Regions from separate parts of the Homo sapiens genome. Here region 1 is linked to region 2. The links are chromatin loops, found by intact Hi-C in ENCODE. Cell type or tissue: PC-9. All regions are shown on one strand. Each heading gives the region's core, and the rest is flanking DNA. Links, peaks and the distances in the headings are about the cores only. Region 1 has its middle 98 kb from the start of PDC. Region 2 has its middle 31 kb from the start of PDC.

Evidence for each region. Hi-C counts contacts between places; a loop is a spot of excess contacts. Peaks named below come from ENCODE experiments on the same cell type or tissue, not always from the same donor. Only the 100,000 strongest peaks of a DNase experiment are listed, where the experiment ranks them.
Region 1: a loop joins it to region 2, with 10 times the contacts of the local background. A loop is called at or near these places in 2 of 110 quality-filtered maps.

The regions. Positions count from the first base shown.
Region 1 is chr1:186,557,973-186,560,902 of GRCh38, forward strand. No RefSeq gene overlaps it. Among named protein-coding and RNA genes, the nearest start is that of PDC, 98 kb to the left of the region's middle. In PC-9, for the core only: no CTCF peak of the experiment used is centred there; no DNase peak of the experiment used is centred there; H3K27ac peaks cover 1,229 bases.
Region 2 is chr1:186,491,054-186,493,983 of GRCh38, forward strand. No RefSeq gene overlaps it. Among named protein-coding and RNA genes, the nearest start is that of PDC, 31 kb to the left of the region's middle. In PC-9, for the core only: no CTCF peak of the experiment used is centred there; a DNase peak (open chromatin) is centred at 1,668; H3K27ac peaks cover 842 bases.

The sequences.
Region 1 (2,930 bases), core at 142-2,641, 67 kb after region 2:
TTGAACAGTGCTTAAGTTTTCTTCTGTTTCCAACTAGTAAGATAGCTAATATCTTCACACTGTACTCAAACTATATACATCCAGTGGAATTACACCCTGATTTCTGAAAGTACTTTGATATGTGACCATAAAGCTCTCTGTTGGTAGTCTTTGGAAAATTGTGTAGGAATGGCAGAGGTTTAGAGAAGAAGAGTGGCTCTGATTTTTTTTTAAAGAAATAGGGTAGAGTTGGGAGATTTCTAAAGAGTAAAATTCACGTTAATCCCTGGGAACATTTTCTAGAATATATTACTAAATGAATAGCTTAGGAAGACTTAAGTAATGTTATTTTGAGTTAGAATCCAGCATGAGTACCAAGAGAACAGGTCATGATAAACAAATCAGTTTTATTTCTGCTAGGGTTGCTAGGTTGATAGATGAAGGTAATGCTATAGACACCTAAGATATTTAGTAAAGTGACAGTAGCAACTGCTCATAATTATTCTTGACAGATAGGGTTTCGCCCCAACCCATCACTTATTATTCATTTAATTGTGGTTTTTAGACATAAATAAGTCATTACATCTATTCTCATAATGATTTAATCTTACTGATTTTTGATTTGTTCTAGCTTGCTAAGTTCATTTGAAACTTTTTTAGCTTTCATTCCAGCTTTGTGCTACTTACACATTTGATGTGCCTCCTTTAGTGAAATGCAAGGACCCAGATGATTCCTTCTAGATTATGAATCTATTTGATAGACAAGATACTGATTGTCTTACTTCATGGGAAGAATGTGGTTTATTTCTTGCAAGCTATGTGACTTTGGCCAAGTTATCCAAAGTGATGGAAAATTGGCCAGTCTGGCAAACAAACAAGCACACAAACAAACCCACAGAAGTGTTCTGTGCTATGTTGAGAGTAGCACAGGAAAAACAGAAAATGGTTTGTTTTTCCTGCTATATCTAATCCCTAAGGTAATTCTAAAGAATATTACCTTCTATAAACCATATCATGGAAATGCCCATTATAATTTTCCATTCCAGGTTCTAGAGAAATTCATTTATGGTATCAGCTTATTTTTAAAATGTAAAATCTCTTTTTAATAAAGGCAATGTAGGAGCTCCATCCATGACTACATCAATAGCCCCAAATTATACTGTTTCCTGGAGTATCTGGGAAAATGAGCCATACCATACATCATTACCATTCTTGATCATATTAATGACCTTAATTATGACATTTTATATACAATGGTATGGATTTCATTAATTTCCTTATGTGCAGAATCAAGAATTTTAGTTGAGGTCTTATAAATGTTTTAATCAACATATATAAATTAATATTTAAAAGTATATCTAGGTTCAAGGACAAACATTGTGTTAACTTCACATAGGGGAAAAGTCAAAATGGATGCCTATAGTTTGTATTTTTCACCTCCAAAAATTTATGATTATGTTTACTAAAATCACATATTCATGTAGTGATTTGGTATAAATACAAATACTTTTTGGATATAAAGATAGGGACTATGTTATTTCAGATCATAGGTGTATTCATTTTACACCATTTCTCTGAATTCTTTATGTATTAGAGAAAACTTAATCATACAAACAAGATTTTTGGCTTGGTTCACTCAGTTCCACAGCTTCCGTTTTCATCATCCTGTCTATTTGAGAGGCATTTTAGGCAAACTGCTTGCCTGAGGCCAAGGAGGTTACGTGGGCTCAAGTACCTGCATGTTCATTCTGAGTGAAAACATCTTGCCTCTGAAGAAGTTTATAATTAGTAACAGTTTGAAAGGTCTCACGCTAAGGTAGGAGAAAGCATTTGAGGATTAGGTCTGGTATGTGTAAGAAATGAGGTGATGAAAGAAGTTTGGTGACAAGATCTTTTGTCACAGGCACCGAGTATAATATTCATACTATATAAGACATTTTATCCTTTTTTTGATCTTTCCTTTTCCAATGATGAAAGTGACCCATCTCTTTGGAATGGGAAGTTACTGGAGAGGGATTGGTTTGTGAGAAAAGCAGGTTTCGTGTGTGAGATCACATCCTGTACCCAGTAAAGGTGGAGTTTACCCTAGCGCTGCTTTATTACATACCAAACCAATAGTTTCACATGAAACTGATATACTCTGCCCTTGTGGGATCCTTAGCCCCTCTTGTCAACTTTCAGGGTTGGATATAGTATGATCCTGTAAGAATTAACCTCTGTAAACTGCCATTGGCTTAAAAGCCCAAAATGTTTGTAATAAAATCTAAATTTTTGGGCATAATTTTAGGTCAATCATACTCAATTGATGATAATTTGATCCCCCAGAAGGCATTTGTTAATTCCTGGAGACATTTTTTTATTAACACCATTTGGTGGTGGTGGTGTTATGGGTATCTAGTGGGCAGGGCCAAGGATGGTGTTAAACATACATTTCATAGGATACTCCACAACAAAGAATTATCTGACCCAAAATGTCAGTAGTGCTGAAGTTGAAGAACCTTGAATCAAATAAAATAGTATTTTTTTGACAGAGAGTGGGTTGTTTCTGTACACATTCAGTCTTATACTAAACTCAGAGCTCCTTTTCTTAAGGTGTTCAGTATTCTGGAGAAGCAGAATAAAAATTAATGTAGTATGGACTTTGATAGGAGAATACAGAATAAATTTCAGAGTCACAAAAGAAAAAATGCTTACCTTTGAGAGATTAAAGAAGAACTATAATGAGTAGATATAAAATGTAAAATGTGGTATAACATTTAGCTGTTTTCAGTTGCAAGTAGCATTAAAAAATCTTCTCAATAAAGATTATTGATTGGTGCACATACTGAAAGTTCTAGGTAAAGTGAGCTTCAGTGTTGGTTTGTTTCAGTAGCTCAATGAAATCACTGAGGACCTGACATCTCCCTTTATCTTCTCTGCCTTCCAGAGTGTAAAGCTTTAGTTTAAGACTC
Region 2 (2,930 bases), core at 284-2,783:
TCTACGTGGTGATTTGACTATTCAAATCCAAACAACAGATAAATAGTAAAGTTCAAAATCCCTTGATTTGGAATTTTTTATAATTCAGGCAGGATTTGGACCTGGTCTATTTATAGAATAAATTGCAAAAACTTAATTGAGTAATATTAATTATTTTTCTTTGCTTTTTTGCTATTAAAAAGGTTATATATGCTCATAACCATCATTTCACATTTGAAATTTGGTATCCTATATATTATTGAAAATATTTAAGATTTTTTTATTTTAAATTGTTATGGGTAGATAATAGATGTATATATATTTATGGAGTACATGTGATGTTTTAATACAGACATACAGTGTATAATGATTACATTGGAGTAATTGGTATATCTATCATTTCAAATATTTATCATTTTTTTGTGTGTGTTAGAAACATTCCAATTCCAGGGCCAGGGGCAGTGAAATTCCATTTCAATTCCTTATGTCTGTAATCCTAGCACTTTGGGAGCCCAAGACAGGGAGATCATTTGAGGTCAGGAGTTCCAGACCAGCCTGGGCAACATAGTGAAACCCAGTCTTTACTAAAAATACAAAAAAATTAGCTGGGTGTGGAATCCCAGCTACTTGAGAGGCTGAGGCAGGAGAATCGCTTGAGCCCAGGAGATGGAAGTTGCACTGAGCAAAGATTGCACCACTGCGCCACTGCACTCTAGCCTGGGCAAGAGTGAGACTCCATCTCAAAAAAAAAACCACAAAAAACAACAAAAAAAATTGAAATATTTTGATTCCACTTTTATAGTTATTTTAAAATATAAAATAAATTATTGCTGACTGTAGTCACCCTGTTGTGCTACCAAATGCTACCACATACTAGATCTTATTCATTCTAACTAATGGTTCATTCCAGTAACCATTCCACTTCATGCCACCATTCCTGCTACCCTTCCCAGTCTTTGGTAACCATCATTCTACTCTCTATCTCAATAAGTTCAATTGTTTTAATTTTTAGTTCTCACATATGAGTGAGAACATGCAAAATTTGTTTTGTGTGTGTGTGCCTGGCTTATTTTACTTAACATAGTGTCCTCCACTTCTATCCATGTTGTTGCAAATGAGAGGATTTTATTCTTTTTTATGGCTGAATAATATTCCGTTGTGTATATGCACCACATTTTCTTTATCCGTTCATCCATTAATGTACTTGTAAATTAATCCCAAATCTTGGTTCTTGTGAATAGTGCAGCAATAAATGTGGGAGTGCAGATATTTCACAGAAAATAATGTTTTTTAAAGCCTTATTAACCATCCATTCTTTTTATAAAATTTGAACTACCTTTCCCTGAATTAGCACAATTTGGCCAGAGTTTTACTATTAATTAATTCTGTATTTTTAATATGCTACAATTAAATCCTTTTCCTGATCTTTTAAAGAACACTGTGATGGAAGAAATGGAAGGTGAGATTTTTAAATCTTCAAATTTGCTTATGTGATTTTACACCATAGGACAAATGACAGAGTAGTTATCGGTTGCTATACAACCAAATAGTTACTATTTTTACAGTAAAATTCAGATGATTCCCTTGGATTTCTTAACTTGCGCTCTGTGGTTTAGGTTGCCAATGTGATCCGAATACTGTGTTCTTTTTAAATATCAAATAGAAACTAAAGCAGCTAAAGTACTCATAGATTCATATCTTAAGCAAACATTGCTGATAAGTGAGGCTTTGTTCACTTGATGTTCTTTGGTGAGACAAAGGATTTGGGAAAGATTATTTTTAGTAATTGGAATGCTCATGAAAACAAAAAATTGTCTGTTGCAATGAAAAGGTGAAAGAAGATTTTACGTGCTGCAAGTTTATTCTCCAAACGTGGTCGGATGCTTAAATAGTGTGTGAAACGCTTGTGAGCTTAACTCACTCCTTAAGGAACAAATAACTATATAAGAGCAATCATAACTCCAAGTAATCCTTACTGGTCTATCTTTTCAGTAGGAATGTCAAGGATTAGAGCAATGGCTCACAAATTGCAGTGAGTACATCAGTCACTTGGAAAGCTTGTTAAATATGCAGATTTCTGGGCTCACCCATAAAGATTCTTTTTTTTGGTAGTTCTGAGGTGTGGTCCAGGAATCTGAGAGTTTAGTAAACATTGCAGAGCTTGTGAGGTGGATGCCTCCAGAGCCAAACTTTGCAAAATACCAAGCAAGTGAATGAAGCCCTGGCTATGGTCTTGGGAAGGACAAAGTTCATTGCTGGAAGAAAGTGAAAATTTTACCTCTACTGAAGACGCTGCATAAATATGGAAAGCTTTCCCCGAAAGTAATTGAACCATGGGGTCGAAGTTAGAAGGGTCCTTAAAAATCCACTTGACCCTTCTAAATTGTTGGCTAGTTTATTTTTGAACATTTCTAGTAATGGAAGTTGATTCTGCCCTATGGCCGGCCAACCTCACTTTGCACTGTTCTAACCATTACAATGTTCATCCATAGAGTAAGATCAAATTTGTGTCTCACAATCATCTATTTTTTCTAAAGCATAAAACATAACTGTTTCTAGATTTCTAAAGTATTAAGAAGGAAGGAAGAGGAGTGAAATATTACTTTTAAGTCAAAAGGGAAACTCCAAACATTTTTCTCAAATTAAGGTTGTGCCAATGCTATAAGTTTAAGTGACATTTATGCGAGTTTAGACTTACATGTTGACAATATTGATTTCATTTAAAATCTAGCTTTCATAATCCAGACTACTACAGAAATTTTTTTTCCGTATCTGTATGATACCTATTTTCCTTCTCTATCAAATCATAATAAAATGTAGGTAAATAAATACCCTTTCCCAGAATTTATTATATTATTATGGAACTGCTATATTGTTAAGAATGTAAAAATTAAGGTGACCTAAAACTTAATAAATGCTATTTCCATGCCTTCTTGCACATCCCATGTTCT